2 separate regions of the Mus musculus genome follow, and region 1 is linked to region 2. A link is a loop called in an ENCODE intact Hi-C map of the cell type or tissue named here. Cell type or tissue: heart. All regions are shown on one strand. Links, peaks and the distances in the headings refer to the core of each region. The heading gives the core; the rest is flanking DNA.

Region 1 (8,375 bases), core at 42-8,041, 490 kb before region 2:
GTTCCATGGAGATAACAATTGCTACTCATGGTACCCAACACTCAGAGGCCGAGGCAACCGTGGGCTGTACAGTAAGACTTTATTTTACAAGAACAACAAAACAACGCCCCACCCCCAACACACACACCATTCTCTTTTACTAACATGGAACCTTATTTTCTTGATTCTATCATGGGCAATTTCTGACTCAATTGTAGATTTACTTTGTTGTTGTTGTTGTTTGTTTTTGACACAGGGTTTCTTTGTATAGCCCTGGCTGTCCTTGAACTCCCTCTGAAGACCAGGCTGATCTGGAATCCTCAGAGATTGCCTGCTTTGGCCTTGCTGAGGTTAAAGGCATGGGCCACCATCACCCAGCTTTGTCTCAGTGTTTTAAACTACTGATGATACAGTAATAAAGAAAAGAAAATCTACAATTAAGCCGAGCGTGGTGGCGCATGCCTTTAATCCCAGCACTCAGGAGGCAAACAAACAAACAAACAGCACTGGGCCAGGCTTGGTGGTACACGTTTGGAATCCCAATACTAGGGAGCCGGAGGCTGGAGAATTGTCACCAGTGTGAGGCCTGCTTGGGTTACATAATCAATTCCAGGCTAGCTTGGGCTATGAACTAAAATCCTGTGGAGGCTTGAAGGGCTAAAGCAACAAAGTCCTTGCACTCTGGGAGGAACAGACAGCTTCTGGGGCAGAGAGCTCACTGAAATCACCTTTAGTTCACCATTTTCCTCAATGGAGGAAAAGAGACACTGGGTTCAATGTGCTCGGGATTGAGTGGTCAGAAGTACGGCAAGATGAAACCCCCTCACGTAAATGACCCAGTGACCTTCTGACCTATATAATCAGCACCAGCAGAAAGCACAGGGAGCATACAGGCCTCTGGAGTCAGCAAGAGTTTGAGGGAAATCAGCCCACAGAATTCCAACAACCCACATTTACCTGCTACTGTTCTCTGAGTAGTCTAAGTTGAAATGTTTAAAAATTAGGCTGGGCTCGGTCTTAGCGCCATCTTCCTTGAGACTCCTGCGCCATGAGAGCGAAGTGGCGGAAGAAGAGAATGCGCAGGCTGAAGCGCAAGAGAAGAAAGATGAGGCAGAGGTCCAAGTAAGCCTGCCGGTGCACCCACGACGCCTGCAGGAGCAGAAGTGAGGGATGCTGAGGGCCGGGACAAGCTATCGGACTGTGTGCTGCCATCGGTAATGAGTCTCAGTAGACCTGGAACGTCACCTCGCTGCGATCGCCTGGAGAAATGACCGCCTTTCTTACAACCAAAACAGTCCCGCTGGCCCTCTGCCCTGGACCCCCGGCACTCTGGACTAGCTCTGTTCTCTTGTGGCCAAGTGTAGCTCGTGTACAATAAACCCTCTTGCAGTCAGCTTAAGAATCAAAAAAAAGAAAAAAAAAAGAAAAAGAAAAGAAAAGAAAAAAAGAAAAAATTAGGCTGGACTGGGCATGGTGGCGCACGCCTTTAATCCCAGCACTCGGGAGGCAGAGGCAGGCAGATTTCTGAGTTCGAGGCTAGCTTGGACTACAAAGTGAGCTCCAGGACAGCCAGGGCTACACACACAGCCAGGGCTATCTCGAACCTCCCCTCCCCCCCCCCCAAAAAAAAAATTAGGCTGGGCGGTGGTGGCGTCTCCCAGCACTTGGGAGGCAGAGGCAGGTGGATCTCTGAGGTTGAGGCCAGCCTGGTTTTCAGAGCAAGTTCTAGGACAGAGAAACTCAGTCTACACAGAGAAACCCTGTTTCAAAAGAGGACAAAGAAAATTTTATTTATTTATTTATTTATTTTCGAGACAGGGTTTCTCTGTATAGCCCTGGCTGTCCTGGAACTCACTTTGTAGACCAAGCTGGCCTCGAACTCAGAAATCCGCCTGCCTCTGCCTCCCAACTGCTGGGATTAAAGGTGTGTGCCACCACACCCAGCACAATTAAAAATAAAAAGGTTTTTACACTTATTTATTTTATTGTATGAGTTTTGCCTGCATATTATGTCTGTGTACCAAGTGGGTGCCTGGTGCCCACGGAGGTCAGAAGTGGGTGTCAGACTCCTCTACAACTGCAGTTCGGAATGGATGGTTGTGAGCTACCACATGGGGGCTGGGAACTGAAGCTGTCTCTTTCAAAAGCAGCAAGCACTCTTGAGTACGGAGCCATATCTTCAGCTCCTACATCTGAAAAAAAAAATTAAGGACTAGCTTCTTCGCTTCCAACGATTTTAATTAATTAATAGTTAATTTTTTGAGATGGCTAACTTCCAAAACACAGAGATTTGCCTGCCTCTGCCTCCTGAATGCTGGGATTAAAGGTGTGTGCCACCATTACCCAGCTAAATTTTAAACTTTCACATGTAGACTACTCAGAAGGCAGTATCAGGTAAATGTGGATTATTGGAGTTCTGTGGCCCAGGTATGCGACCCCTCTTATTCCCAGTAAATCAACAGTATACTTGCGTAAAATGTACAGAGTGTATTTGGCAAAAAGCAGGTAAAGAAGTGACTTTAGTTACCTACCACAGGGTCTCTGGTCTAGGCTACACTAAGTGAATGCGCTTTTCTCATGCTTAAATTCTTCTAACCGGGAGTGAGTGTGGCTCCTATCAGTTATAGAAAGAGGTGAGTGGGACCGCTTAGGACCTAAATATAGGGCTAAGCATGCCTGTCCTGGCAGGAGAGCTCTTTGGCTGATGGCCTGGCCAGTTTTCATGTGACAAAGCTTTCAAAATTAACTCCATGTAGACTTGCAAGTCTTTAGGGAATGAAGACATGGGTAGGCAAGAGATCATTTTAAATCTTCAGTCAGAGGCTAGCCCTGGAAGCAGAGAGGAAAAGCCTGAAACATCAGAGGAAACAAGTGGGGGGTGAGCAAGGAGACAGAACGGATCTGGGAGATGGCATAGAGGCTTGGGAGGGGGTCGCATGGGTGGTGGGAGTGTGTGTGGGGGTGGGGGTGGCTGAGCAGGACTGTACCTGAGAAGGATGGGGAAGCTGTGGGCCACAGCTGAGGCAGAGAAGTGGGTAATACAGTATTGTAATTCACACTTTTGAGTAGCTGGAGGGGAGGGCAGGGCAGAAAGGACAGACAGCAGGTAAGCCTGCCAAGATGCTGGTAAGCAGGCCTTCTTCTGACCTTTGCCACAAAGCTTCCAACATGTGACAACCAGCTTGGTGCTTGGCTGTTTCCTGAAAGACAAATGTAGTCACTGACTGTGACAAGAGATGGGGAGAGAGAGGGAGACCCTGGTCCCAGACCTCTGGCTCTGCAGCTCTCTTTCAGTAAGTGTTGGTTTCTCAGACTCCCTGTCTGAACTAGGAGATGCCAGGAAGAGTGAGAGGCCAAGACAGACATCCAGGAACTGACCATTGACCCTTTACAGCCTTGTCTCCATGAAGATCTAAGGAGCACGACATTTTGTTTTTATTTTGAGACAATGTGTTGGCACATACCCTAGGGTGGCCTCAAACTCATGATGCTCTTGAAAGATTGGTAACATTTATGCAAGAAGATTACTACCCTCTGGATGGAATGAATCTTTTTATCTTCACATACCCTCTCCTTTTCTCTCACCTCTTTCTCTGTCTTTTGTTTGTTTTGTTTTTTGTTTGTTTGTTTGTTTGTTTTTGAGACAGGGTCTCATGCAGCTTGGACTAGTCTGGAATCCATTATGTAGACATGAAAGCCTTAAAATCCTGATTCTCCTGCCTCTACAGCAGGTACAGGTATGTTCCACCATACCAGGTTTTATAATAAAGACTTTAAAAAAAATCCAACTAAACATTTAGAATAATCAAAAACTCTTTAATAAAAAGTCTTGTTAGCTGGTGGCACACACCTTTAATCCCAGCACTTGGGAGGCAGAGGCAGGTGGATTTCGGAGTTCGAGGCCAGCCTGGTCTACAGAGTGAGTTCCAGGACAGCCAGGGCTACACAGAGAAACCCTGTCTCGAATAAATAAATAAATAACCACAGTAAAGCTGCATGACTATACACATTCATAACAAACAAACTTGGGTGCTGGAGAGATGGCTCAGTGGTCAAGATCACAGTATCCTTACAGAGCACCCAAGGCTGAGTCCTAGAACTCCGATGGTCACTCACAGTGATTCCAGTTCCAGGGGCTCTGACTTCTTCTGGCCTCTGCGGATACCACGTATGCACATGGTGTACATACATGCATATGTGCAGTCAAAGCACTCATACACCGAAAATAAAGTAACTACATCTTTTTTAAAAATGATGAACTGTAACTTAGGACTGGGGAGATGGCCCAGTGGTTGAAGTGCTTGCCTTGTAAGCCTGAGGCTGGAGTTTTGATTCACCAGCCCCACCACGTGAAACTCCAGACAGTATGGTGGCTCGTTTGCCATGCTAGCCTCTGAAGGCACACAGAAGGGATTCCCAGAGCAAGTTGGCTAATGAGACCAGCCATACCTCTGAGTTCAGGGTTTGACTGAGAGAGCCTGCCTCAGTGAAAAAGACGTGTTATTGAAGATGACTGTGGACATCAGCTTTGGGCGTCCGTGTGCACCCACACATATGCAAACTTGCATAAAACATATGCGTGTGTGCTCACACACACACAGAGAAATGGAAAAAGAAAAACCACATAACTGTAGATGTAATTTTAGTTATGCAAAATTTACAAGAACTTGCTCCCATTCCCTGCTTAGCTTCTGTTGGAACTGGATAAATAAAGACTGGAGATGGGAATTAAAGGCTATGCTAGTGGTCAGGAGCAGCTCTGGGTCTGAGCTGCAGCCACACAGCAGAAGAAATGCATGTGGACTTCTGAAAGAAAAGAGGGCAGGCGTGAGAACTCTGATCCTCACGCGCCCCTCCCCCACACCCCTCGCTGAGCCTCTGAATCACAGCTACCTGGGACAGTCGGGACAGTAGGACCTCTGGATTCAGTCATCTTCTATGGTATTCCAAACAGGACCACTACTGCCACCAGGTGGCATCAAACTGTAGCCAGGCCTGGCATGAATTTAACATGGCTAGCTGGGCTCCCAGAGTCCTCAGCTGTGTGAACCCCCACCAGCCACTCCGTTGTCAGCTTCACAAACACAGTTCACACGCCTGGATTCGTGGCCGACTGTGGTCGGGTTTTACCGTATCGATTTATAACTAGAATTGAGGGGAGGCCTCTTAGACAAAATGATGAAGGAGATGAAATTAGACATTGTGATAAATATCTTATGCACACGAGTTCACTGAATCCCTTTTATGCATAAGGTATCAATAGAACAAAGCGAAAGTCATCTTTGTAAGTTAAACAGTTCCGCCTGTAAGTTAACTATTGCTGATTGGCAGACAATTCGTAGGGTGTGGAGACATGCAGACACAGCTCATCCCATGAGCTTATTCGTTGTTTCTAAAGTTTTAATATGGGCATTTCATGAATATCAGTTCCTCTACCTTGGGGGGTGTATATTATAAGTGTGTGATGGGAGGGTCCCCAGTGTGCCATGGTACATCTGTGGGAGACGGATGGTAACCTCAGGAACATGGTTATCTCACTTCTCCATGGGTTTGGGGACAGAGCACAGGTCTCCAGGGTCTTGTGGTACAAGCTTTTACCCCCCCTGAGACATTCTGCCACCTCCCACCCCCACCCTGGCACCCCGCTGTTTTTGAGACAGTTTCTCACTGAATTTAAGAGATCCACAATTTGACCAGCCCGGCTGGCCCCTGGGGTCCTGCTGATGGGATTTTCTCAGTTCTGAGATTACAGTGCACCTGTGCACCTGGCCCTGGATTGATGGATTGATTGATTGATTTTACATTGGTTCTGGGGACTCAAATTCAGTTCCTCATGCTTACACAGCAAATGCTTTACAGACCGAGCCATTTCCTCAGCTTTTAGAGTCCTCTCCTTCCTTCCTTCCTTCCTTCCTCTTTCTTTTTCTTTCTTTTCTTTCTTCCTCACTTTCTTCTTCCTCCTCCTTTCTTCTTCCTCCCCTCTTTTCCCCTCCCATTCCTTTCCCCTTCCTCCCCCCTCCTCCTCCCCCCTCCTCTCTCCTCCTCCTCTCTCCTCCTCCTCCTCCTCCTCCTCCACCTCTTCTTCTTCTTCTTCTTCTTCTTCTTCTTCTTCTTCTTCTTCTTCTTCTTCTTCTTCTTCTTCTTCTTCTTCTTCTCCCTCTCCTTCTCCTTTTCTCTTTCTTTTTTGGACAGGGTCTCAAAACAAGGCTGTCCTTGAATGCATAGAAATCCACCTACCTCTGTCTTTCAAGTGATTAGATTAAAGGGTTATGCCTTCAAGCTTTATCTATTCTTGCATGGGGGTGGGGGGGGCGGTGTTCTAATGAAGCTCCAGCTAGCCTTGAATTCATGATCCTTCATGCCTCAGTCTCCCCAGTATTGTGGTTACAGGCATGAGCTACCACATTTACTTGATCAGTTTTTGAAATGTACATGTTAGTATCTGTTTCTCCCTACAGTTTGTTCCACGTGTGTGTCTCTGTGCCTGTGGGGGAAGGGATTGTGATTTTTGAGGCTGTATGGTTAGAAGCACACAAATCTTCATTGTTTGTTTTTTGAGGCATAGCCCTGGCTATCTTGGAACTAACCCTGTAGAAAGAGGTTGGCCTCAAACTCAGATCCACCTGCCTCTGCCTCTGCCTCTCTCTCTCTCTCTGCCTCTCTCTCTCTCTCTCTCTCTCTCTCAGCCTCTCTGCCTCTCTCTCTGCCTCTCTGCCTCTCTGCCTCTCTCTCTCTGCCTCTCTCTCTCTCTCTCTCTCTCTCTCTCTCTGCCTCTCTGCCTCTCTCTCTCTCTGCCTCTCTGCCTCTCTCTCTCTCTCTGCCTCTCTGCCTCTCTCTCTCTCTCTCTCTCTCTCTCTCTCTCAGCCTCTCTCTCTGCCTCTCTGCCTCTGCCTCTCTGCCTCTCTCTCTCTCTGCCTCTCTGCCTCTCTCTCTCTCTCTCTCTGCCTCTCTGCCTCTCTCTCTCTCTCTCTCTCAGCCTCTCTCTCTGCCTCTCTGCCTCTGCCTCTCTGCCTCTCTCTCTCTCTCTCTCTCTGCCTCTCTCTCTCTCTCTCTCTCTCTCTGTCTCTCTGTCTCTCTCTCTCTCTCTCTCTCTCTCTCTCTCTCTCTCTCTCTCTCTCTGTCTCTCTGTCTCTCTCTCTCTGTCTCTCTCTCTCTCTCTGTCTCTCTCTCTCTCACTCTCTCTCTCTGTCTGTCTGTCTCTGCCTCTCTGCCTCTCTCTCTCTCTCTCTCTCTCTCTCTCTCTCTCTCAGCCTCTCTCTCTGCCTCTCTGCCTCTGCCTCTCTGCCTCTCTCTCTCAGCCTCTCTCTCTGCCTCTCTGCCTCTGCCTCTCTGCCTCTCTCTCTCTCTCTGCCTCTCTGCCTCTCTCTCTCTCTCTCTCTGCCTCTCTGCCTCCCAAGCACTGGAATTAGAGGCTTGCGCCACCACTGCCCAGCGAGGTATTTCGATGATTCCCTCATCTTGCTCCTTGTTGTTCTCTGGAACGATAACAGCATATGATGGCACCCTGCATGGCGTCACCTGCCTTAATCCTTGAGGCCAGTGGATCTCTAGGAGTATGAGTCCAGCCTGGCTTACGGAGCAAGGTCCAGGCAAGCCAGGTCTACACATTGAACCGTGTCTCAAAACAAGCAAAGGAAACCAAACAGCATATGATGATGCCCTTCTTTGTCCCTATGGTTTCCTTCCATGTTTTACATTTTTCTTTACGGACAGAGCTCACTTGTGCAGCCATAGCTGTCCTGGAACTTTCTCTGTAGATCAGACTGGCCTCAACTCCGAAATCCACCTGCTTCTGCTGGCATTAAAGATGGAAGTCCCCATGCCTAGCAAGAAAAATAAAAAGGAAATACTTTTTTTTTTTTTTTTTTTTTTTTAAATTTGGAGAGTACCTCATGTAACGCAGACCGGCCTTGCTAGGTAGTGTGCTGGTTGGAATGAGAATCGCTGCATAGGCCCATGGTTTGAATACTTGGCCCTCAGTTGGTGAAACAGTTTAGAAAGGATTGGGAGGTGTGGCCTTCTTGGAGAAGGTATGCCACTGGGGTGAGCTTCTAGTGTTCTGACTTTCGCTTACTGAAGGCTAGGGTTGCGGGCATGTACCACACCTATGGGGCTCACATGTTGTATAAAGTCATCTTTTAAGGGTAGAGTGCTTGCTGGTCTAGCATGCAGGGAGCCCTGACCTCGATCCTTAGCACCACAGAAACCCAGTCAAGGCCATGTATTCTGCTCCAGCATTCTTTATCTTACTGGGTGGTTGTTGTTGTTGTTTTAAATATTTATTTATTTTATGCGTGTGAGTACACTGTCGCTGTCTTCAGACACACCAGAAGAGGGCATCGGATCCCATTAAAGATGGTTGTGAGCCACCATGTGGTTGCTGGGACTTGAACTCA
Region 2 (8,375 bases), core at 246-8,245:
AGACTGTAGGGAAGGCGGTCCAACCCTGGGTGGGGAGGCAGAGACATCACACGATTTTAGGCTGCTTCCTTTTGTGGTGAAAGTAGCCTTTGATAGTTCACGGCTGCAGGAAAATGACGCCATGTCTCATTTCATGGTTTGAAGAAGCATGTTGTTGGTTCGTTCCCGTGCCGGACCCACTGGTAGACTACTTTTCTGCCTCAGCGCCGTGGCGCGGGCCATGTGGTCAAGTAGGTGACAGAGCAAGCCTGAGTGGTTCATGGATATGTTTAGAGAGAAAGATGCTGCTGTCCCCACACTATCAAGAATCGCCATTCTGTCACTGCCAAGCCAGTTCTCCGCCCTCTTCTTCTTTGTCATCTTCCTGTTCTGCCATCCTGTGTCACAGTATCAACTCCTGGTCCCAATGGCAGCTGGCCTGGGAAACGGTGTCTTGGTAAGTGTGCCAAGAAGCCCAAGGTCTCAGGTAGGAAGTCTAGCAGGTTGGCCAGGGGCACAGCTTAGGGAAATGTACAGCTGGCTGCGTAGCACAGCGTCTCCAGACCAGTGTGTGCTCGTAAGTGCAGCACTTGGTGCAGTCTTGTGTGCTGACTGTACTGTAGCCACAGAGGAAGTTACCACAGGAAGTGTCCCAGCTGTTGCTTATTAGCATTAAAACAAAATTACACAAAGCAAATTGTTAGCAGACATGTTGCCCTAATCTTTAACTGGTGGCAGTAAATAAGAGTGATCCTCTTTCAAGTAAATACTAGATTTCCAAAAACCCAGCTTCCAATTGTCCGTGAAGGAATCCTGTGGGATGAGGCTAACTAAGCCTTGGAGGGAGAGACACAAAGGGGCTGCGGCTCCAGCATCCCTAGCTCTGCAGAGCCCAGAGTGGGCTCCCGGGCAGCTGGTGCTAACTTGGCAATATGGAAGGACGCAGGACCGTTGGTGCCTCTGGACATCTGGACATCTGCTGGATTCCCCCAGGGGCTCCCAGTCTGGACCTCTCATGGAACAGAGCAAAATCATGTGGCAACACACAAGCAGAGCAGGGACTCAGCTCTGAGTGTGTTTATGTAAAAAACAAAAGCAAAAAACCAAAACATGTCTTTATCCATGATCTAAACAGTTCGAGCCTGCCTCCACTGGGGAAAGTGGGGTAGGTTATCTTTTGAGTGCATATCCCGTTACTTATGCACTGGGATAGCTCTCCAGGTATCCTCTCTCTAGAATAGTTCTCAGGGAGAGATCAGAAGGTCCTTCAAGACTTTCTAATGATGACTGTGTTCAACAGAACATTGGGTGTTTCTAGTTTTCTTCAGAGATTCAACAAACCCTTCTAAAAGAATATACATTTAATTTTAAACCCATTTTAATTTAAAGAATTATTCTGTGGCATCATCAGGTTCTGGCTGTCATGGGCAGGGGCGGTGGGCACAAACGGTATTGTACGGTTTTCCTAAGAAGTGTATAATTTTGTTCATCTGGTTTGATTCTCAAACCCTCAGCCCAGCATCTCTTCCCAAGTTATCAATTCTGAGCACAGGTTTTGCTGAGGCGTTCTCTCTGCTCTTTTATTTCTGAAAGGGGAAAAAATTGGCAATCCTGTGGAAGAGAAATAACAGGCCCATGTCCTCCCTGGCAGACATAAGTGAAACGCTTAGGCAGTTGTTCCTGGCCGAGGCCTCTCCAGTAAGGCCTTTCCTGCGGCATCCAGGTCCTCAGGTCCTGACATTTCCACTCAGCTGATTCAGAGGAACAAGTCTAGGCACCAGGACTGTTCTGGTCATCTAGCTGTGCACAGAACAGGCCCTGCTACAATAAGAGGAAATGCCTACACGTAACAGACCATGCCGCACCAGACCATGCCGCGCCTCTGCACTACAAAGCTGGAAAGATATTTGAGAACATGCAATAGCTGCTATCCTCACAACCACTTCTTAGATTTTTCAACTCCAGTATCTGGAGATGCATAGACACACACACACAGACAGACACAAATATACACACACAGGTTTATAGACAGGCACAGAAAGACATACAGACACACACAGAGACATCCTTTTTTTTTTTTTTTATAAACATAGTGATCTGGTTTCAGAAAGTGGCGACTCTTTTTTTTTTTCCTTAAGATTTATTTATTATATTTGGGTACACTGTAGCTGTTTTCAAACACACTGTAGGCTGTTTTCAAACACACCAGAAGAGGGCATAGGATCCCATTACAGAGGGTTGTGAGTCACGGTGTGGTTGCTGGGATTTGAACTCAGGACCTTCGGAAGGGCAGTCAGTGCTCTTAACTGCTGAGTCATCTCTCCAGCCCCATAAACAGACACATACACACACAGAGGCACAGACAGACACACAGAGAGAGATACACAAATACACACACAGACTCATACACACAGGCCACATCTTTTATCTAAAATCTTCACAAAGGGAATAATGTGTTTCATAAAACATTTAAAATGCTTTAGGCAACAGAACTCTCTTGAAACCTCCCTCCCCCAAGTGTTTAACAGACAAATGTAATTGGAAATGTTTGGAACATGAGCACCCACACTCTTTAATTTGGAATTATGCAAAATGTGATCATTATCCACTCCAAGCTGAAGCAATGCTGTGCAGCTGGAAGAGCAAGCCTGTGAACTATCAGGTGTGAGTTCAAGTCCTGCTCATCTGGGCCAGGGTAACCCTTACGGTCTGACCCTGGAAGGTCTGTTTAGAGGAAGTGGCCTTGCATGTTTTACATTTGAGAAGCTATTTAGCTGCGCTGTTTGACAAGATTTTTGAGAGGGATGAAAATTAATTATACTTGCAGTATTGCAATGCTGATTTGGTCAACTAATTAGATTCTATGAAAAAACAGGCAAGAAGAATTGGTTCCGCTGGGCCTTCTGTGATGTGGCAGCCCCTCATTCCAAGACTAATGAGATTGCTTCTTGGTGTTTTGTTTTATTTTGTTTTGTTTGGCCAAACCTTAAATATCTGGAATTCTACAATTGAGCTAATTTAAGGCTTCGTGTGAAATAAGACATCATGTCTGGGGACACAGCTCCGTTCCTCCACAGACTTGAACTGGGTTCTAGCTCTCCTTCAAAAATTATTAGAGGCCTCCCCTGACTTGTTTGGCCTTGTTTTAACTTGGGGCACCAGTGAGACATGGGTAAGTTTAGGCAGGACATTTGGCAAGCTTAATACCACCACTCACTAAGGAGCCCGTGTCCCTGGAAGAGGCACCGTGAACCTCCAGGGAAGGGCAAACGTTTGTGTGAAGTGACCGGTCTAATCTCAAAGCTTTCACACAAGCAGTTCTGTATGTGGGAACTGCCTGATGCTTTCTGAGACAAGGATCTAACTTCAGAGCAGCAGCGAGCACCCAGAGTTAAAAATCTTCTTCTAGGCAGAGTCCGCTCATTGCTTTATCATCTTAAAGAGTCTCTCCAAGGTCTAATTCAAGGTCATTTCTGCCTCATGCTAGCAATAACAGACATCCGGCTCATCCACAGCCTGATCAAGTTCCATTCAGTGGGAAGCTCTGGGACAATTTTCTCCTTCTCTGTCTTACTTAAGTCCAACCACCCGTGTATATGTAACAAAGATCTTGCAGGGTCATGTCACACTCCCACAAACAGGGAACATCAAAGTGGGCCCTTATAGCACAGCATGGAGTATGTCCTGTGCTCTTTACCTAAATTCTACCTGATTGGTACAATAGGTAGATCCATCTGAGAGACCGCATTTATCTTGTTACAGTCCAGGACGTCTGGCTACACTTGCCAGCTGAGATCTTGCTCAGACTGCAGCCTGAGGGAAGGTGCCTTTCTAAAATTCATACTATTGTCAAGGGAGACCCTAGGTTATCCTTGACCCTCACCTTCCCCAGATGTGCCTTTAAGGAAAAGGCTGTGCCCATGAGTTCTCTATTCATCGAGAATAAACAAAGGGGGAGGGATTCCATAAAGAATAGGCAGTAAAGAGGTCACCCTTCTGCCTAGGAAACCCTGGCTCCACCCCCCTCTCTGGACACAGCTGCAAAGGGTAGAAAATCAATTTTTTCCCATTACTTCACAGTGAAGAGTAAAAACCTATTTGTAAATTGAATTAAACCCAATAAAAACACGTCTGCGTATTTGTTGAAGACTAGAAAAATTAGCCACAGACACACAGCTAAGAACGCAGCCATGAAACTAGAAATCAGTATGTCCTATTTCAAACTTTGTCGAGACAGTTCCCGCCCCCCGCCTTTTTTTCAAGAAATACCCATAGCTAAATGTCACCAAGATTCTTCAGCATGCCGTCATATCAGAGCCTCAGTGAGACTCTGGGAGAGAAGGGACACCAGTCTTTGTTTAGGCAGATGGCTGCTTCGGAATTTGTACCGAGTAAGTCAGTAAGTAATGGATATGAGCTGGACCCCGCCTGACAGAGCCTGATTTCTTCCCAAGTGGCAATCTGGGGTGCTCAATGTGGACTTCATTCCCTGTCCCTGTGCAAGCGAGGTCTTGCTTATAAAAACCCTACCCCGGCCACGCAGTCTGTGCATCCCGAAACCTCGTTAGCAGTCTGCCCTCTAGTGGAGCAAGGAAGGACTTCAGTAGCTAGGGCTCCAAAACATCCTTTCCCTTTTCTCTTCGAGAGCGGAAAACAAAAACAAAAACAAACAAACGGACAAAAAAACAGCAACAAAAATTCAAGTTTTCCAGATAGTGCAAGGCGAGGTGGTCATCAGAAGACAACTTCCAGGGCTGAGTCCAGGGAAACTCATGCTGATCGGTCCCAAGAACAGGGAGCAGTTGCCACCGCCACTGGGGGCGTCCCCACAGCCCCTGCAGGGACTTTGTGAGCCCCCTCCAGGGCTCTCCTTGTGTGACAGCATTCAGTTATCCACTCTGTCGCGGCACAAATAGCACCCGTAAAGAGTGACCAGCACGTCAGGAACACTGTAATAGCCTTTTTGTGATTTTTCTGACAAGTCTAGCACACGGTTGAGTGTCTGAAAGGGGCCACTAGGAATATTAGAAAAGGCAAGGATGCACACGTTCTATAAGAAGACACAGTCGTTGTGGCTGCGACGTTTAAGAGGACAGTCTACTCATGATGTTGGCCGGATGCTGGTCTGGCAGAAGTAACCTGGAGATGTGGGGCTTTGTTTCCAACTCTTTAGAATTTAGCTTGCTTTAGCTTGTCAATGTGATAGCAGAGTTTCAGTGCGGGTCCCAGCTTCAGTCCCAGGTACTTCATGATCATGTCGCTCCTCAGCAACAACAAGGCATTGCCATCAATCTCCTGGAGAGAAGGGAAAGCCAAAGGACAGTCAGAGCAGCCAAACGGTAGTTATGGCCCCGTGGGTGCCCCGCGGGTGCTCCAGGGGCACTTTAAGGACAGGTGAGTAGATTAGAGCGCGCATACTACTTGTTCTGGGAAAGCTCTTGGAAACAAAGCAAGCAACTACGAGGCCCTCGTCTTCCCAGCCCCTCCGGAAACTCAGTTGCTACCTTGCACCTTTCAGATTCCTGCCCTTGTTTGATTGAAGCAGACAGTTTCGCCTGCATTCCTACTATCTCATGTATATGTCATCTATCCAGGTAAAGACAGAGAGAGCCACAGACAGGTCAGCCTGAGGAGGACCAGGGTCGATGATCCTGGCTTTAAAGAGGGTCGTGAAGCTGAGAAAGGCAGGCAAGCAGATTGTCCCTAGAACACCTAGACACGAATTTATCCCTGCCAACGCCTGAGATCCAGGCAGGCTCCAGACCCACAGAAATAGAGATAAGAGATGTCTCTTGTCTAAAGACCCTGGATTTGTAGCAATTCGTTATACTACCAATCCAGAATTAATATCGTAAGCTGGGCAGGTAACAGTAATTCTTACCGTTTGCCCCACTTACTATCTTTGTATATTTCAAAAGCGCCTACGTGATTATAACATTGATGTGAAGGCTCTGTATATGAGTGAGGCCTCATGTAACGTATTAATGTGCATTTTCTCATTTAACCCTCTAAGCCAGTGGTTTCGAACTTGTGGGTCTCGACCCCTTTGTGGTCGATTGATCCTTTCTCAGGGGTCACCATCGGAAAACACAGATATTTACATCATGATTCATAACAGTAGCAATATTAGTTATAAAGTAGCAACAAAAATAATTTTATAATTGGGGGTTACCACAACATGAGGGACTGTATTAAGCGGTTGTAGCATTAGGAAGATTGAAAGCCACTGGTCTAAGCAGTAAGAGCACAGGATCACAGTTTGCCTGGCATATTGCAGGGTTCTATAGATGACTGTTGAATGCACAGGTGGGTGGGTGGGTGGATGGATGGATGGGTAGATGGGTGGGTGAGTAGATGGATGGACAGATGGATGATTGATGAACAGGTGGACAGATACATGGATAAGGACAGATGAGAGATGGGTGGATTGGTGGGTAAATGGATGGTTGGATGGATGGATAGATGGATGCATGCATGCATGGATGCATGGATTGGACAGATGGATGAGTTAATGAGTGGATAATGGATGGATGGATGGAGAGATGGATGGATGGACAGACTGGTAGGTGAATGGGTGGATAGATGATGCATGGGTGGGTGAATGGACAGATAGATGGATGATGGATGAATGGATTAGCAAAAAATCAGGCAAAGCCCAAGAGAGAGAACAGAAGAGAAACATATTCCTTAAAAACACAAATCTGTCAGTGGCTCTCCTCTGCCAGGCCTATGGTTGCCTCTGTCTCTCCCATCTCTGACTCACTTAAGGGCACTGCTAGAGCTTAGTCTAGAGTGACAGCGTCTGGAGGATCCCGATCTCCTCCCTCGGTCCATGCCTCTCTTTCCCTGGCCCGCCCTTCAGACCCATTACTTTCATACGTGCTTTCTGAAGAGCTCCACATGAGGTCCCAGAGCCTCGGGATCAGCATCTTTCACAAACCGGACCACGTCCTCCACGGTCCAGGTAGAAGGGTTTCTGCTGCTTGGTCGCCTGGTATCCTGCACCTCCGGAGAGGGGCTCGGGGCTGGAGGGAGTGAGCAGAGGAGGGGGACCATGAGCCAGTGAAACTCAGTGCCCGTCTGGTGCTGCCTACTGGGTCACCCCCAAGCCCTTAGCTTTCCCAGATGGAGTCCTTAGTGCTCTGAAGTCCACCGCATGTGTCCCTGAGACAGGTAGATGCTTTGAGTGGCTGGTCAGTGAGGCGCAAAGGGCAACAGCCTCTCTGTGCTCTGCTGCCCATGGAAGAAGGCTTGGGAGAGCTCTCATCCTTGACAAACTGAAATTCTGGTTCAAAATTCTAGCTAACGTTCGGTTCCGTTTCGTGTTTGTGGACCAGGGTCTGCTATAGACAGCTATTGGTGCCTGGGGCTGGTGAGCTGAGTGGTAAGCAAAATGGGCCTCTGTAGCCTGTGGGGCCAAGCAATACTGGGCCCTCCCTATGTCCTCTGGAGATGGCAATGTGGCAGAACAGAGGTGGGTCTTCACTTTTGGACTTTGCACAATGGCTAATCTTTCATTTATACCTCCAGCAGCACCAGGGTGGGGTGGGGTGGGGTGGGGTGGGGTTTGTTCATGTCTGGTCTGTCTGTACCTGCTATTAGAAGAAGAAGGTGTTACTTCACTACCTGTCCCTTGTCCTCAGCCCTTGGTTCATAGGAGTCCTTAGGGGGTTGTCTTTCCTGTTTGCCCTCCCTCCACCCCCCCCCACCCCCGCCATGCTTGCCGACTCTTTGGTAAAGGCATACCACTAATGGTATAGCTAATTTGTACTGTCAGTGTGACTAGACTTAGAATCACCCAGGAGACACACCTCAGGGATGACCCAGCCTGAATGTGGGCAGTGCCACCGCAGAGGATGGGGTCTCAGACTGGATGAGGTACTGGGGGAGAAGGTTAGTGTGCTGGCTAGTGTTATGTGAATTCAGTCAATGCTAGAATCATTCTGAAAGAAGGAACCTCAACTGAGATAATGAGCCCACCCAACTGGCCTGTGGGCAAGCCTGTGCTACATTGTCTTGACTGATGGTTGGTGTGGGAGGGCCCATCCAGCTCACTGTGGGCACTGCAACCCCCGGGCTGATAGTTGTGGGTGCTAAAAGAAAGCATTAGGCTGAAACATTAGGCTGACCTCAGGGAATCCCTCAGAAGAAGGGAAGGAAGGATTGTAGGAACCAGAGAGGTCAAGGAACAAGAACACAACTCACCCAATCAACTAAGCAGGCAGGGCTCATGGGGACTCACAGAGACTGAAGCAATAATCAGGGAGCTTGCATGGATCTGGGCTAGTTATGATATGTGTTATGGTTGCTTGGTGTTCTTGTGGGAGTCAGGGTTTCTCTGACTCTCTTGCCTGCTTTTGGGACCCTTTTCTTCCTACTGAGTTGCTCCATCTAGC

Evidence for each region. Hi-C counts contacts between places; a loop is a spot of excess contacts. Peaks named below come from ENCODE experiments on the same cell type or tissue, not always from the same donor. Only the 100,000 strongest peaks of a DNase experiment are listed, where the experiment ranks them.
Region 1: it touches region 2 in a loop (4-fold over the local background); 4 of 42 quality-filtered maps call a loop at or near these places.

Annotation. Positions count from the first base shown.
Region 1 is chr10:43,449,154-43,457,528 of GRCm38, reverse strand. It overlaps a transcript of Pdss2 not described here and the pseudogene Gm3699. Among named protein-coding and RNA genes, the nearest start is that of Bend3, 26 kb to the left of the region's middle. In heart, for the core only: a CTCF peak has its summit at 4,949 (motif pointing right); DNase peaks (open chromatin) are centred at 2,668, 3,158 and 4,938; H3K4me3 peaks cover 714 bases.
Region 2 is chr10:42,954,518-42,962,892 of GRCm38, reverse strand. Scml4 (Scm polycomb group protein like 4) reads right to left here. Exons shown (of 9, transcript NM_172938.3): 8 at 6,859-7,004; 9 at 2,111-5,274. The coding sequence ends at 5,149. Among named protein-coding and RNA genes, the nearest start is that of Gm5079, 32 kb to the left of the region's middle. In heart, for the core only: a CTCF peak has its summit at 4,565 (motif pointing left); DNase peaks (open chromatin) are centred at 542, 962 and 4,412; H3K4me3 peaks cover 763 bases; H3K27ac peaks cover 1,230 bases; H3K27me3 peaks cover 1,627 bases.